Regions from separate parts of the Mus musculus genome. Here region 1 is linked to region 2. A link is a loop called in an ENCODE intact Hi-C map of the cell type or tissue named here. Cell type or tissue: heart. All regions are shown on one strand.

What was found. A loop is a pair of places that touch in the nucleus more often than their neighbours do. Peaks named below come from ENCODE experiments on the same cell type or tissue, not always from the same donor. Only the 100,000 strongest peaks of a DNase experiment are listed, where the experiment ranks them.
Region 1: it touches region 2 in a loop (2.6-fold over the local background); 5 of 42 quality-filtered maps call a loop at or near these places.

The regions. Positions count from the first base shown.
Region 1 is chr19:41,619,398-41,627,397 of GRCm38, reverse strand. Slit1 (slit guidance ligand 1) reads left to right here. Exons shown (of 37, transcript NM_015748.3): 23 at 86-157; 24 at 1,805-1,876; 25 at 2,829-2,900. Among named protein-coding and RNA genes, the nearest start is that of Gm52407, 19 kb to the right of the region's middle. In heart, no CTCF peak of the experiment used is centred here; no DNase peak of the experiment used is centred here; H3K27ac peaks cover 733 bases.
Region 2 is chr19:41,477,598-41,485,597 of GRCm38, reverse strand. It overlaps Lcor (ligand dependent nuclear receptor corepressor), which reads right to left and starts at 2,916. Exons shown (of 8, transcript NM_001370767.1): 1 at 2,815-2,916; 2 at 1,998-2,071. In heart, CTCF peaks have their summits at 3,336 and 4,471; DNase peaks (open chromatin) are centred at 1,857, 2,387, 2,937 and 4,197; H3K4me3 peaks cover 3,852 bases; H3K27ac peaks cover 2,902 bases; H3K27me3 peaks cover 558 bases.

The DNA.
Region 1 (8,000 bases), 140 kb before region 2:
TGGGAGGAAGAGGAGAGGCTCCAGACGGCACCCAGGGGCAAAGCCTTCTTTCTTTACAAACAAAGATGTTCTTGCTTCTTTCCAGGGACTTGAGCAACAACAAGATCAGTTCCTTGAGCAATTCTTCCTTCACCAACATGAGCCAGCTGACCACGCTGTGAGTGCCTGCCAGCAGGGCCGGGCGGGCACAGGGATATGGCATCAGGCTGTGCTGGCATCACTGGGATCACATGCAGGTGCCCCTTCCCACCAGAGAGGGGCCTGAGAGCCTACAGACTACATGACACCCAGCTTTTGGCCATTGTCAAATGTAAAAAAAAAAATATAGCACACACATGGCAAATATAAGCAATGCGGGCTAATGCCTGTGGCCAATGGCTTGGGATATTGTAGAAGCCAGCATGGGGTTTCTTAGCACACGGGCACAGCATTTTCAGAGGGTCTGATCTCACAACAATCTGAGCTGAACACAACCCTCACAACCCTCAGTAGTAGACTGGGTAAGGAAGGTGTAGTGAAGGCATACATAGGCATGAACATGGCTAGAACCCCAGTTGTCACCAAGGAACTGATCACAAGGACAGAGTAAGGAAAACAAGCCAAACATAAAAGTCTCTTCCAAATGACCTAACTCCTTGAGTTACACATCTTGTGCTGGGACCTGAGGACTTTCCCAGGTGAGACTTAGATCAAACCTGAAAGCCAGTACGGAAAGGGCCCCACTTAGCCAGCTTGTAAGACCAGAGTATGAGCAGAGGCCAGGTCTCCCGCTTGCATCTATGGGTCAGCTCATGCCCACCCTCACCTTCATGACAATCTGGTGACTTGCCCACTCTTCTCTGGAAAGATTTAACTGTGAATGGGCTTCCATGAGCCTGGTTGTGAAGGCCACCTCCACCTATGTGGTGTTTCAGGTCCTAGGTCCCAAGTACCTCTAGGGGCATTTGGCAACATCAGAAGACACGTAGTTGTTATACTGTGGAGGGAGGATGCTGCTAGCACAGAGTGGCCAGAGGTTGGGAGGACCACACCCCTCCCTCAGCACCATGGAGTGGCTAGAGTTCAGGGAGACCACAGCCCTCCCTCAGCACCTGGAAAAGCCCCACAGCCTGGAGCTGACAATAATGCTGAGCTTGACAAACTCGACTAAGCGATCTCAGCAGCCATGAGGAATGCGGTGTTCTTTCCTCTGCCGTGGGCAGTTCCCTTCACTTGGATTTTTAAAAATAATTCTATTTAGGTATATTAATATGCAACAAACATCCAATATTAAAGCATAGACATTGATAGCCGGGAGTGATGACTCATAATCCCAGCACGGAGGCACGGGGATTGCTGCAAGTTCGAGGCTAGCTAGGACTACATAGCAAGACCCTGTCTCAAAAAGGGTACAGATTTTGGCCAACTTTTCTATAATGACAGCACCAGGAAAGCCCTCACCACAACCTGAACCTCTGAACCTGGTCAGAGATTCACATAAAAAGATTCACTTTGTTTGGTGAGTCGGCATAATTACTCTGAGATCCTTCCACATGTGGCTGGTTCCTTCCCTTGATGCCAGAGGCATGCTCTCCGGTCTGCATATCTATCACAGAATCAGCTCCCTCACCAATCTGCCTGTCTGCCCTTGGTCGGTTCATTTATGTGGGTTAGCATGTGGGCTCTAGAAATACAACCCTAATACAAATACTGTTAACTAACTTCATAACATAACCCTGGCCTCAAAGCCTCAGCTTGCTCACCCATAGGATGGGTTAGGAATAGCCCTTCATCCCTGCCTTAGCTTCCTCCCTCCTCCCTGCAGGATCCTCAGCTACAATGCCCTCCAGTGCATCCCTCCTCTGGCCTTTCAAGGACTTCGTTCGCTGCGCCTGCTGTAAGTCTCTCCCAACTCATTCTTCTAGGAGACCTACCCATGACCCAAGACCTACCTACCCAAACCCCCTGGTGGAGCCCCAGCAGGGACAGTTATATCCAATGATGGGAGATGAGAATACTCTCATTCAGATCCTTTATAAAAGGAATGCTATGCATAGGAAATGAGCCAAGAGGTGACCATCATCCCAAGTTGAATTTGTGTAACTGTTTATGATAGGGGAGGGATGCCTAAAATAAAGGAGTCTTTTGTTTGCACGAGAGACTTCTGTTCAGATTTACAATGTTTGTTTCCAGAGAGCTGTGAACTTTTCTACAAGTTCTCACAGTGAATGTTTTGACCAAAACATTCTGTTGTGTCTGTTATGATGACTCCTGAGCCTTCAGAACCAAGATGACACTCCTCCGGTTCTAATTTATAGCTGGCTATGTTCATCTTCTTGCAAACAGCCTATTCTGCCTCTGTCTCCAGGCTAAGAAAGAGGGCCTGTGTGCCTACATGTCTTTTTTTTTTTTAAAGATTTATTTATTATTATGTGTATGTACGCTGTAGCTGTTTTCAGACACACCAGAAGAGGGCGTCAGATCTCATTATGAGATATCTGTGAGCCACCATGTAGTTGCTGGGATTTGAACTCAGGACCTTTGGAAGAGCAGTCTGTGCTCTTATTCGCTGAGTCATCTTTCCAGCCTGCCTACATGTCTTATTTATGATATAAACTCAGTACTTGAACTATTTAAATGGCGAAATCCGTTTTCCCAAAGTACAAGGGCATAGCACGGCCTAGCTGGACTCTAAGGACTCCTTTTCCCTTTCTGGTGTCTGCTGGACTGTAGATTATCTCCCTATTAGTAGACACCCAAATGTCCATTCAGCAAGGGCTAGGATGGTCCTCCTTTGGGCACCCCACTCTATCCCTGGAGCTGCCTCCAGTAGCATCTTCTCTCCTCAGGTCTTTGCATGGCAATGATGTCTCCACCCTCCAAGAGGGCATCTTTGCAGACGTGACGTCTCTGTCTCACCTGTAAGTAATGCCAGCCCAATTCTCTGAGCCTTGTTGAATTTAAGCAGAACCTGGAGTCTGAAGGAGACCCAGCTCCTCAAACCAGCAGAACATGGTGCCTTTGTCTTGAAATTGAGTCTGGGATCTTTCCCCAGATCCCTTCTTGACCTCATACACACCCAGTAGTTCACGGGGACTGTGAGGGAGTACAGGACATTAGCAGGTGGTAGCAAGCATTTATTGGTTGCTTGTGCTGTCACCTGCCAGTGTGACCTCCCATGTCCCCATAATGATCCCACAACATGGGCAATGTCTCCTTGTTTTACACATAAGGAACTAAGGCTAGGGAAAGGAAGGGAGACATTTGCTTGAAGCTGCCTGGCTGGTGAGGGGGTGGCTCCTACCCCACTGCCCATGCTTCATACCATCCTCATATCACCTGTCTCATCTCACACCACGGGGACGAGCACCAGAAGTATGTCTCCCAAAGAGATAGAATCGCATAGAATTGCTTCGCAAGCCCTACAGCTTGCAGTGCCGTGGTGGTGAGTCTTTAAAAGCATACGGTTGGGAAGATGGCTCAGTCAGTAAAGTGTTAGCCTTGCAAGCCTGAGGACCACAGTTTGACACCCCAGAACTCACATAAAAAGCTGGGCAGGGTAGGATGTACTTGTAATCCTATAGCCGAGAGGCAGACACAAGCAGATCCCTGGGGCTCACTGACCAGCTGACCAGCCTTGCCTGCTTGGTGAATTCCAGGCCGGTGAGAGACCCTGCCTCAAAGGAAAAGCATGGGGACCTGAAAAACAACACACAAGGGTGTCCTCTGGCCTCCAGATGCACATGCACACACAGATGTGTATACAAACAATCATAGGCACACCACACACGAACAAAAAGGGAATTAATGTCTCAAAGTACAGAGTTTGAAGTGATGCAAACACTTTGGAAATGAGTAATGGAGATGGTCACCTGGGGATGGGAATACAGTTAGCATTTCTGACTTGCACACCGAATGTGTTAAAAAGTGACCAAGAGTGTATTTTTATGTATTATATATAAAACAATGAAGGAATAGATAAGCCTGGGGCTGAGGAGGGTTGTCCTCACCCTAGAGATTGGGTGAGTGCAGAAAAGGCATCTTCCTGGCGTTTCCTGGTAGCGTTGGCTGTGGCATGCACATGGACTGTGAATGGGCGGCTTTGGCTCTTTACCTCTGAGCCCGCTCCACTTCCAGGGCATGAGTGGGTGGGCATACTTAGATCAGAGAACCTTGGTATCCCAAGTTTTTCTCAGTGTCCCCTCAACCATCTTAGATGTCCCTGGTTCTGAGAATCACCTTTCCCATATTTTAATCTGTAAAGTGAGAGTGATCTTAAAACAGACATTGCCTTCATATATGTATATATTTTAGGGAGCTTCGTCTATGTTAGGTTTCCTTATGACCTCTCAAATGTTCCTTAATTGTAGCTGCCTCTCCTGGATTCTCTCCTAGTCCCATTTTAATTCCCTATCCCAACTTTATCCTCCTGTTCCAGTCCCTGTCCCCCATCCATAACTACATATTCTATTTACATCTCCTAGGGACATCTATCTGTCCCCTCCTAGTCCCCACACTACCCCTAACCTCTGCGGTTCTATGAATTGTAGTCTGTTTCTCATTGATGGAACAGCTAATAGCCACACATAAGAGAACACATACCAGGTTTGTCTTTCTGGGTCTGGGTTACCTCACTCAGAATGATTTTTTTTTTCTAGTTCCACCCATTTCCCCGTGAATTTCCTGATTTTATTTCATTCTTTTTAAATGGCTGAGTAGTACGTCACTGTGTAAATGTACTACATACAAATCCCTAATTCTTTCATCTGTTGAGGGACATCTAGGTTGCTTCCATTTCTGGCTGAATAGAGCAGCCACGGACATAGTTGAGCGAGTGTCCTTGTGGTAGGATGCGGGGTCCTTCGAGCATATGCCCAGGAGTGGGTTAGCTGGATCTTGAGGTAGATCGATTCCCAGCTTCTTGAGGAACTGCCATATTGATTTCACGGCGGCTGTACAAGTTTGCGTTCCCACCAGCCGTGCTCCCCTTGCCCCACATCCTCGCCAAGATGAGCTGTCAGTTGTTTTATTGATCTCAGCCACTCTGACAGGTGTAAGATGGAATCTCAGGGTCGTTTTGATTTGCATTTCCCTGCTGACTCAGGATGTTTAACATTTCTTTAAGTGTTTCTCAGCCATTTGCAATTCCTCTATTGAGCATTCTGTTTAGAGCTGCACTCCATTTTTTAATTGGGTTGGTTTGTTTTAGTTCTTATATTCTGCATATTAGCCCTCTATCAGATGTGTAGCTGGGGAAATTCTTTTCCCGTTCTGTGGGTTGCCGCTTTGTCGGGATGATGGTATCGTTTGCCTTAGAGAAGCTTTTCAGGTCCCACTTGTTAATTGTTGATCTTGGTGCCTGAACTAATGGCGTTCTGTTCAGGAAGTCTTTTCCTGTGCCAATGAGTTCAACGCTGTCCCCCACTTTCCTTTCCAGGGTCAGACAGCACATGTCCTAAACGAGCAAACCTAAAGCTGTCATAACTAACTTTGATCCTATAGCTGTCTTTGGGAGAAAAAGTGCTATCAAGCCCGAGGCCAGATCTATTTCATAAGAAATCAGTTAAGGTCATTTGTCCATTAGCCTACCATCCGCTAATGTTAGTCAGCTCTCTATTACCATAGCAACATACCTGAGACAATCAACTTCATTTTTGCCTCACAGCCTCAGAGAATTCAGACCATAGTTGGGGAGCTATATTGCTTTGGGCCTGTGGTAAGGTTGCACATCATGTTGGGAACATGTGGATGATGAAGTTTTTGACCCCATGATAGTTGGGAAGAAAGGAAGAGGCGAGGCCAGGGTACAAACTACAGCATCTCCCATGTATCCATCAGAAGACATATGCCAGCTCAGGTGTCTAACCTGCAGTCCAACGCCAAAAGGCTACGTGTCTGTCATGGCTCGTGCCACAGCTTGCCAACACTGTCCTTTCATTGCTACAATCCTGCATTTTGCTGCCTTTATTCTGCTACAGACTAGAAAGCTTAATTTCTCAATGTTCATTGAGAAGTGGGCGTGAAAATTCAGTAGAAATGATTCATTACATCTTGCCACGCCCATATGATAAAACAGTGAGTAGTTAATGACTGTATGGCACCGTAATCTGTATTCAATGACATGCAGAATAATTAATGTGATACAAATATGAACATAAAAATTGATGGGGCCATGTATATGCCTGTGCTCCCAGGACTGAGAAGATGGCAAGTTATAGGCTACTTAACGGGAGCTTGTCAATGGACGAAAGGAAGGAAGGAGGGAAGGAGGGAGGAAGGAGGTAAGAAGAAATAGGAAGGAGGGAGGGTAGGAAGGAGGGAAGGAAGGAAGGAAGGAAGGAAGGAAGGAAGGAAGGAAGGAAGGAAGGAAGGAAGGGAGGAAGGGAGGAGAGAAGCAGGCAGGCTGGAAGGGAATATACTCAACTGAAGTTGATTCTATTTTAGGATGGATGATAGTTTTCTTCCGGCATTCCTTTGTGCTGAAGGCTTGTGCCCTTCCCGTGTGCTTGGCAGGCCTGACTCAGTTAATGCTGACTGACACAGCGAGTGGTTTGGGTGGCTAGTGTCTGGTCCAGCTCTGGAATTAATGGCTCCTGTTTCAGGGCACCGCTTTTGCAGCCTCTGGGTGCAGGGGATGAAGACAGTTCCACACACATAGAAACGCATGAATGGGTTGGGCAGGTAGAGGGTTTTACAGCTTGAGAATTATTCTGACCGCAGACAGGAGAGGCTGTTTCAGGCTAGGCTCCATTAATAGAGCAGGCATAAGCAGACCACACAGCTAATGTTTCAGTGCGCCCGAGTTATACTAATGACCAACAACACGGGGCTATTTATAATCTTGCCGGACGCCAGAGTGTGTTCCCAACCCACAGTCCTTTGGACTGGAAGAGAGCCTGGCTGCTGCCCTCCCCAGCTATGTCTCCCTGGGTCCTACCCATTCTCCACTTCCGGATAAACTCTCAGTTGTCTTTACTTTTTAAAAAGGTTAACGAATTAGTAAATATTCCGAGACTGGATCATACTACATAGCTAGACTGACCTGACATCTCTGGTCTTCCTACCTTAGCCTTCTGATTTTATTTCTTTTTAAAACTTTTGATTAAAATGTATAAGTAAGTTATGCCAGGCATGGTGCAGTGTGCCTTTAATCCTAGAACTCAGGAGGCAGAAGCAGGTAGATTTCTGTGTTCGAGGCCAGCCTGGTCTACAGAGTGGGTTCCAGGACAGCCAGAGCTATACAGAGAAACCCTATCTCAAATAAAACAACAAACAAAAACAGAGAGAGAGAGAGAGAGAGAGAGAGAGAGAGAGGAGAAAAGAGGAAAAAGGAAGGGAGGGAGTGGAGAGGGAGGGAGAGACAGAGAGAGAGAGAGAGAGGAGAAAAGAGGAAAAAGGAAGGGAGGGAGGGGAGAGGGAGGGAGAGACAGACAGAGAGAGAGAGAGAGAGAGAGAGAGAGAGAGAGAGAGAGAGAGAGGAAGAGAAAAACATATAAGTTGTGGTTCACATTGGCTTCTGTTGGACAAGATGGTTCCCAGGAGAAAGAGAGCGGTAGAAACTACCAGAGGGGGGACAGGTGGTTCTCAACTGGGAAGACCCAGCCTTGGGCAAGTGGAAGCTTAAAATGGTGAGTGAGGGGCTGACCTCTGCTCAGGACAGAAACAAATAACTGCATGTGGGATAAGCCAGGACGCTTGAGTGGCTTGTAGGAGACTTCGGCCCTGTGGTTTTGGGGAATGAACTGGGAAGGGACATTGAGATCCCAGGTGCGGCTCTGTTGATGTTTGTGGCATGTCTTTGAAGCTCTGAGTCACGTCAAGGGCCCCAAGTTCCAGATGACCTCAGGTGCTTCGAGCACTTTTTCTATCAAGACCCTGTTCGTGGTTGACTTCTACCCACTAGAGTTCACTAAAGTTCTATGTTCAGCTTTTTAATGTCATGGTTATGATCTACTGTACTTTTTAGTAATTTGAAAAATAATACGGCAAATGTAAGTATTTCAAATAGACCATTAGATCTG
Region 2 (8,000 bases):
TTATTACTGACTCCATAACTTGTCTTCCAGAAATCACTGGCCCCTTACTCCCTCTGTGCCAAAAACAGCAAGAAGGAAAACTAAATCCTGAACATGACTGAAATTTCATTTTTAACCCGAAGACTGTTATAAATTAAGTTTCACTTAGAAACCAAACACCCCTAAAATATTAAGATAATCAACCAAGAGAATCAGAAGATTACCTGCACAGAACAAATCCTAGTAAAACAAGAGCTATTGCATCTGATAACAAACAGCACAGCTCCTTTTAAACTATAGCCTGCCAGCCCTTTATAACACAAACCTCATAGCACCACTTAAAACACTCCCCTTAGAGAACAAAATTACATGTAACAAAAGAGAAAATATGACGCCCAATTGACTTTAGCTGAGCAATTATCGATAAGTATTAGTACTTAAAATACCATCTGTAGCTGGGATTCTAAAAGCTCCCGGACATCATCTAAAAATGGAAATCTAGAGTTCCAAACATTCGCTCAGAAAAATCAGTCACCAACTCAAAAACATTCTCCAAAGACTCCATTTGACTCTGAGAGTCAATTGAGGTGTTTACAGGAGAATTTTATTAGGAAACAAAACAAAACATTTTTGTCCAGAAGCAGTTATCAACCACTAATACAATTAATGAAAAGAAAGGGGAGGTCACAGAACACAAGGATTTTAAAGCAAACAGCATAGGGATACTCATTGAAATAATTTAAACAAAAGCTGTATCTACACAAGAAATTTGAAGGGTTGCATTTCTCAATTCCACAGTATTTTAAGCACTAAAATGCCCTCCAGGACACAATCAATCACCAAGAGTAAAACACTACAAAAAAACAAAACAAAACAAAACAAAAACAAAACCCTTCTAGTTTCAGTCTTTTGTATTAACTAAGAATCCAGAAAACGCCTCAATTAGATGTTTCTCAAAACCTGCCCTGTACACTTACTTGACGATGACAAATAACGTAATTCCTAAGTGCTTAAGCCCATGTCACATTATAGCAAATGTGTGACAGGTCATGGAAAACAAAACAAGCAGAAGCAGAAGAGAGCAAAGACAGCTAGAGCCGAAACGGCTGCTTCCTGGAGGGCAGGGCAGGGCTTGGATTGGCAAGAGGGAAATTTTAACCTGTATTCAAAAAGGTAAATCACCTCCTCCCCCAAAATTGCTCAGATTTTCATTATTTACCCAAGTATACATTTAAAAATATATACTTTTAACCTCTGGACAACCAAAGTGGTATCAAATATCTTACCGAATTAATTACATTTGGTATTACAGTCTAAGTCTTTAATAAATTCACAATACACATTTTCATAACGAAATACTGCAAAAAATGGCAGTGCTCATTTTCTCTAAGTACAGGTTACCTTATTTTCCACTTTTTTTAAAGTTTTAGTTTTGCTTTTTCATCTATTACCAAAAAAACATCCCTTATGGGACATTGTAAAAGGGCAGACCCTCCTGTCAAGCCAGAAGGCTCCAACACAAAGACTGAGCTAACCAAGTGCTGTAATTCTTCCAAACTGAGGCTCTCCACACCCCCTCCACCCTCCCCCCCCCCCAGCAGATATGTCTATTAAATCAGTGTCTGTTCTCCCCCTCGCACAACAAAGAGAACTTCTCACCGCATGAAATTGCCGCTGAATGGACACCAGAAAGCAGGATTTGCATAATTCCTTCCAACGAAACCCCATCGGGAAAGAGGGGACCCCGGGCCCAAGTGGACGGACAGAATTTCCCAGGTCCGTCTGAGGAAGACCTGAATCCCTAGAACGCGCCCCATCCACACGGGGGGCTGGAATTCCGGGCCTCCCCGAGGACTGGGCGTGGGGGACAGAGGACGACGAGAGGGCATTTCCCCACACATCAGCCGCACCGAAGCAGAGACGGGGAAATAACAATGCTGAGGACATTAGAGTCAGACACAAGGATGGACAGAGGCTAGGGGGCGGCGGGTGGAGCAGACACCACAAGAGCCACTTACTTTTTGGAGGGGGGTTAAATATGTGAGTTAAGCCCTTATGGTCCCGCCGGCCGCCGCACAGAGGGAAACGGGACCTTGGGAGAGAAAAACAGACAAAACACACAGTGTGAGAGGTGCAGCTCGCCTCCCGGCCCCTCCCGGGCGCCCCCCACTCCCGTCCACGCTCCCGCCGCCCGGGGAAGCGCGCCGGTCGCCGGCCGCCGGGGCTCCGCGGAGGGGACCAGGGTGACCCCCCCGCCCGGCTTCCCACCCGGGCCTCCCCGCCGCGCGCGCACGCCAAACACAAATCCGCACACACCGACCCGTGCGTCGAGGACTAACTCCGCAGCCGCCGCTGCCAGCAGAGGAAGTGCAGCCGCTGCCCCCCGCGGCCATGACACCCCACTTGGCTCGCTCAGGCGGACGCGGGGCCTGTGACAGCTCCGGCTCCCTCCGCCCCCATCTCCACCTCACGCCTCGCACACGCCCGAGCGCCGCCGCGCGTGCACGCGTGCACGGGGGCGCGCCGCCGGCGTGGGGGAGGGGCGCGGGGCGAGGGCAGGTGGGGGCGACCCCGTGCGTCCCGGCGCGCTGGCGGCGGCGGCGGCGGGCCCGGCGTCCACAATGCGCCCGCTGGGGGAGAGGCCGCGCGTCCGAGCCCGCCCCGCGAGCCGAGGGGAGGGGCGCCGCGGCGGCGCGCTCGCGCTCCGGGGGGTGGGGGAGGGGGCCGAGCCCGGGAGGGCGCGCGGGGCCGGAGCGCGGCGGACTCTGCCCTGCTCCCTCCCACGCACGGGAGGCCGGCGGCCGGGCGGCCCGGGGCACCGGTGGAGGGCCTCACCTACACAGTGGATGAGCTTGTGGCGCCACGAGTCCAGTTCTTGCCGAAAGCCGCGTCTCTCAACGGAGCATTGCTGCCGCCTACACACCCTCGCCATCTTCTGCCGCCCGCCCGGCCCTGCCTCCGCCGCGGCCCCGCGCACGCCCAGCCGCGTCGCCCGGGGCCGCGCACGCACCCGTGGCCTGGGCGTCGCGCCTCCCGCCGGGGGCGGCGCGGGGGCAAGGCTGCGCTCACCTCCCCGTGGCCCCGTGGCGGCCCGCTCCTCCTCCCGCCCGCCCGCCCGCCCGGCGTCCCCGCGCACCAGCTCTGCGTCCCACGTCCAGTCCCCCCGCCCCGCCCGGAACGGCGTCTTTCTACGCCGGCGCTCGGTCCCCGCGCCGCCCTCGCTCTCCAGGCAGGCCACGGTGGCCCCGGCCCTCCCCGGGGCTTTTGGGTTTTAAACTAGTCCCATCTATCACTTCCTACCTGCCTATCGGCCCGCACCAACTGTTGCAAGTTCCGCACCATTGCTTCTCGCAACTTCTCGGTCGAAACGGCTCCTCCCACGGGGGCGCCGTGCAAGAGCAGAAATAGGAATAAATGCCCGGATGCCCTTGGAGGCATTGAGCCCCGAGGTTTGCAAAGGTGAAGTGGATAATTTTAAGTTTTAAGTTATCGAAATGCTTCGCCGGTATTCATAAGCCCCAATTTAAAAAAAAAAAAAAAAGAAAAGGGTTTTAAGTCAAATAAAAAGCCTAGGGGATCTCTTACTAGCAAGACTGATCATAGTTGAAAGTCTTAAGAGAGCTGAGAAAAAAAAATGTGCTAGTAGAAAATGAATTTCAAACTTTCAAACAACAGCTTAAGAATATGTTGGGAAATATACGCCCAGATCCGTAGTTCAGGAAAGGACTCAGAACATTTTGATGAGAAAGGATTTCCAGGTGCCTTCTGGGATAATTAAACCACCTTGCACAGGGAGCCTTGTTTTGTTTAAACATCACACTATTAATTACTTGATTTATTTGAAAGAGAGGAGAAAGAGCAAGGAGGAAATAGGAAATGAAAAAAACGGAAATGGCTACTTACCAATACAAGCTAGGTGGCCTCTTCCTCACCCTTAGAATTTGAGAGTGCATTCCTTCTAAATATTTAAATGTAAGTATTTCTGTAGGTAAAACAAAATCATCACTTGACCTCAAGGATTCCACTGATGTGTATCAAGTCTGGGTCTTTGAAGGGAGGGCGCTCTGGCGTGGGAACGGGGGTAACTGCCCCTAAGAATGACTTGGTGGGTCTCCTGGATAGGAGTAAGATTACGGGTAGTAGGCACCTTCCATCTCAGAGCCAATTAGATTTCCACAATTCTCAAAGCCCGCACTGTTTCATCGCTTTAGACTACTACACCATCAGCCGACCACGATGGTGCACACCTGGTAATAGCAACAGTTCGGTGGGCTGAGAGGCAGGATTGCAAATGCCAGGCCAGCCTGGGCAACATAATGAGACCGTGTCTCAAAGCAAGACCCCTGGCAAATAAAGTCTTAGGTCAGACTTCGTTGAGTTTCTGTGTGGTTATTACTACCCTGGGTTAGGTGGGGAGAAGATCAAAGGGAAATGACCGCTAGCTGGGAGAAACCATCCCGTTCCCTATCTCTAGCGTGAAATTCCTTTCCTCACCACTAGGTGGTGGGTTTCAATCTTGTAGATTTTAAGCAACTTTCTGTGATGGTTGGAGAAAGTGTTTCATAAAACATTTTGTTGTTTTTAATAAGTGAGCAATGTACAAGTTAAAAGTAGTTAATAATATACTTTTCAAATCAGGATCCATATGTTTTAAAACAAGTCAAGGGAAATAGTTTCTCAACATAACCTCTTGGAACAGTGGTTCTCAACCTTCCTAATGCTGCGAACCTTTAGTACAATTCCTCAGGCTGTGGTGACCCCCAACCATACAATTATTTTGTTGCTTCATCATAACTAATTTTGCCACTGTTATGAATCGTAATGTAAATATTTTTGGAGATAGAGGCTTGCCAGCAGGGTCACAACCCACAAGTCGAGAACCCTTGAAGTCTCAACCATACAGATTCAGAGATTTCTAAGGGATCTCAGAGATTAATTCAAAGTGGAAACAAGCATTCTTGTTCCTTTCAGCCAGAAGCCCAGACAAGTCAGATTGAATAACAGAAGGTGTGGGGTCAGTAGAAGCAGGCACAAACCCAGAGACAAGTTTCCAATTCTGAACTTAATGCTATGTCCGCTGCTCCACTGTGAACCTCTGCTTCTACTTCATTTATTTAAAGTAGAGAACCAACCTATAATTGACTCTTCATGATGCTTTTTTGAAAGACAATATGCTAGACTGTAATGATGATGATGATGATGATGATGATGATGAAGAATAGTGGTTTTGTTTAGTCCTTGAGACTTTGCCTCTTCGGAATGTGAAGTAGGTTTTGCTCTGCCATCCTTCCCAGTGTACAGGTTGTTATGGTTTGAGTGTGAATGTCTCCCACAGACTCATGTGTTTGAACTCTTGGTCCTCCCTCAGCTGGTGGCCCTGATTTGTAAATGTTGTAGAAGCTTTGGGACAGGCACCCTAGCTGACAGATCTAGCTGCACATCTGGAGGACTGCAATCTTGCCCAGCTCCTGCCCTGAACTCTGCGCTTCCTTGTGGGTGCCACACTGTCACAGAAACCCTCCCACCATGCCTTCCTTGTCATGAGGCACCAAATGTCCTGTGCTCTTCTCTCTAATTGCGAGTCAGAATAAACCTCCCCTTACATTCTGTCACAGCAATGAAAGAAACAATCTAGGAGAATTGGAACCATGTGGCTCTTGGGTTTCATAGTCAGTTTGCAGGAAGAATGTGGAATAGTTTGGAGCTATGGGCTGGAGAGGGTATTCTGGCGGGGGTTGAGAAGTTCAGGATGCCATAAAAAGGCACAGTGTTCACTCTGCTGATGAAGTTTCAGAGAAAAACAAGAGTTCTTTCGGAAAATGGGGCAGAAGCTATTTGTGTTATAGTCTGGCAAAGAATCTGGCTGCATCTGCCTATATCCGGAAAGTATGAGAAATGCTCAGATTTAAAATAATGGACTAATTTGTTTGATAAAAGGAAATTCAAGATAGCGTATCAGTCAGCAGTGGCACAAATATTGCTCACTTCCGTTAGCCAGTCAGGTTTACATGAGAATTCTCAGGAGAAAGAAGTGGGGACCTGTGTATAGATCGGGGCAGGGTTGTAAACAACCAATAGAGCAGCTACAAAGTGAAGATAGCTGTCAAGGTCAAATGTACACACAAGGAAGCCTACAACCCTGTCCGGGACAATAGGAATGGTGTCTAGAGGGTAGCCTCTGCCATTGAAGGATCCAGCACGCCTTGCCCTAATAGCACAGAGAGGACACTCAGCTGTGGTCCCAGGGAGCCAGACTGTGGTCCCAGGGAGCCAGACTGTGGTCCCAGGGAGCCAGACTGCATCTTGAGTGGCTATCAAAACTCAGTTCTATCTGCACAGTGCTAATTTTGTCAGCATATAGAATATAAAAGTTACAGGTGTATAAACTGACAACATGACCACTCCATGCTGAGGGGGAAGATTTTTTTTTTAAACATGTTGATTTCCTTTATTTTAGATTTATTTACTTATTTATTTATTTACTTACTTACTTATTTCATGTATGCGAGTACACTGTAGCTGTCTCCAGACACACCAGAAGAGGGTATCAGATCCCATTACAGATGGTTGTGAGTCACCATGTGGTTGCTGGGAATTGAACTCAGGACCTCTGGAAGAAAATTCAGTGCTCTTAACCTCTGAGCCATCTCTCCAGCCCAGATTTTTTTTTTTTTTTTTTTTTTTGTTTTTTGTTTTTTGTTTTTCGAGACAGGGTTTCTCTGTGTAGCCCTGGCTGTCCTGGAACTCACTTTGTAGACCAGGCTGGCCTCGAACTCAGAAACCCACCTGCCTCTGCCTCCCGAGTGTTGGGATTAAAGGCATGTGCCACCACGCCCGGCTTCCAGAAGATTTTTATTGTAGATGTGAGAGGTAGAACAGCTGGATACAACTGTCAGAGTGCAGAGCAGAGAATCTGAACTTGGGCAGCAGACTAGATCTGGCCAGGAGAGAAGCAGGAGCAGTGCAGAGAAACAGAGAGAGGGAGGAGGGAGACAGTGTGGTGGTTTCAATAGGAATGGCCCCTACAGACTCCTGTGTTTGAATGTTTGGCTGTAAGGAGTGGAACTATCAAGAAGTGGTTGAAGTCTTGTTGGAGGAAGCATGTCACTGTGGAGGTGGGCTCTAAGGTTTTATATGCTCAAGCTACACCCAGTGTTGCTTCTACTGCCTGCTGAATAAGTTGTAGAACTCTCACCTCCTTCCCCATCACCATGCCTGCCAGCGTGCCACGGTGCTTCCCACCATGAACTGAAAGCTAGCTCAAATTAGGGTTTCCCTTTATAAAAGTTGCCTTGGCCATTGTGTCTCTTCACTGAGATAAAAACCCAAACTTAATACAGATAGAGAGTAAAGGCATCGCCAAAACAGCAGGCTTACCAGGAGAATGAGTAACTGGGGGTTGGGGAGAGGGGAGCCCATGAGCTGGAGGGAACTTAAGGTAAGGAAGCAGGTCAGAAGAGCTAGGATGTTAGCATGAACTTTGTGTAACACGTGCTTGTGACACTAAGGGTGCCTGGAGGCCAGCTTATACTTTGGTATTCTAATAGGTACTACAGGTAGCCATTTGTCCTTTCTGCCTGAAGTTAAGGAAATGACTCCTTCTAGTAGAAGGGGAACCAGCTTTTCAAGTTCCAGAGGAATGCTGGCTTTTATCTAAGAAATCCTCCAGGAGTCCAAGTTGAGCCCATTTCTAGGATTTGGACTGCCGTTTGGAGTTCGGGGGATTGGAATTGCCTGTAGACCTAATGGCAGGGTCGTGGAGGCTTACAGGAAGCTGCTGAGGCCAGGCAATGTGCAGCAGGGTCAGGTTCCCAGCATGGAGTTCCAGGGCGCACGGTGAGGGTGAGACCTAAGCTGCAGTGCAGCCCCCAGGGTGTTGAAGATACCAGAAACCTGATACCTCTGCTGGAGTGAACTGCCCTTATCATAGAGTGGAGGCAGCCCAAGAGCTAACCTATTTATTGCAGGTAGCAGAGCTACAGAGGTGGGGGGGGAGGGGGTACCCAAACCCTTAGGAACCC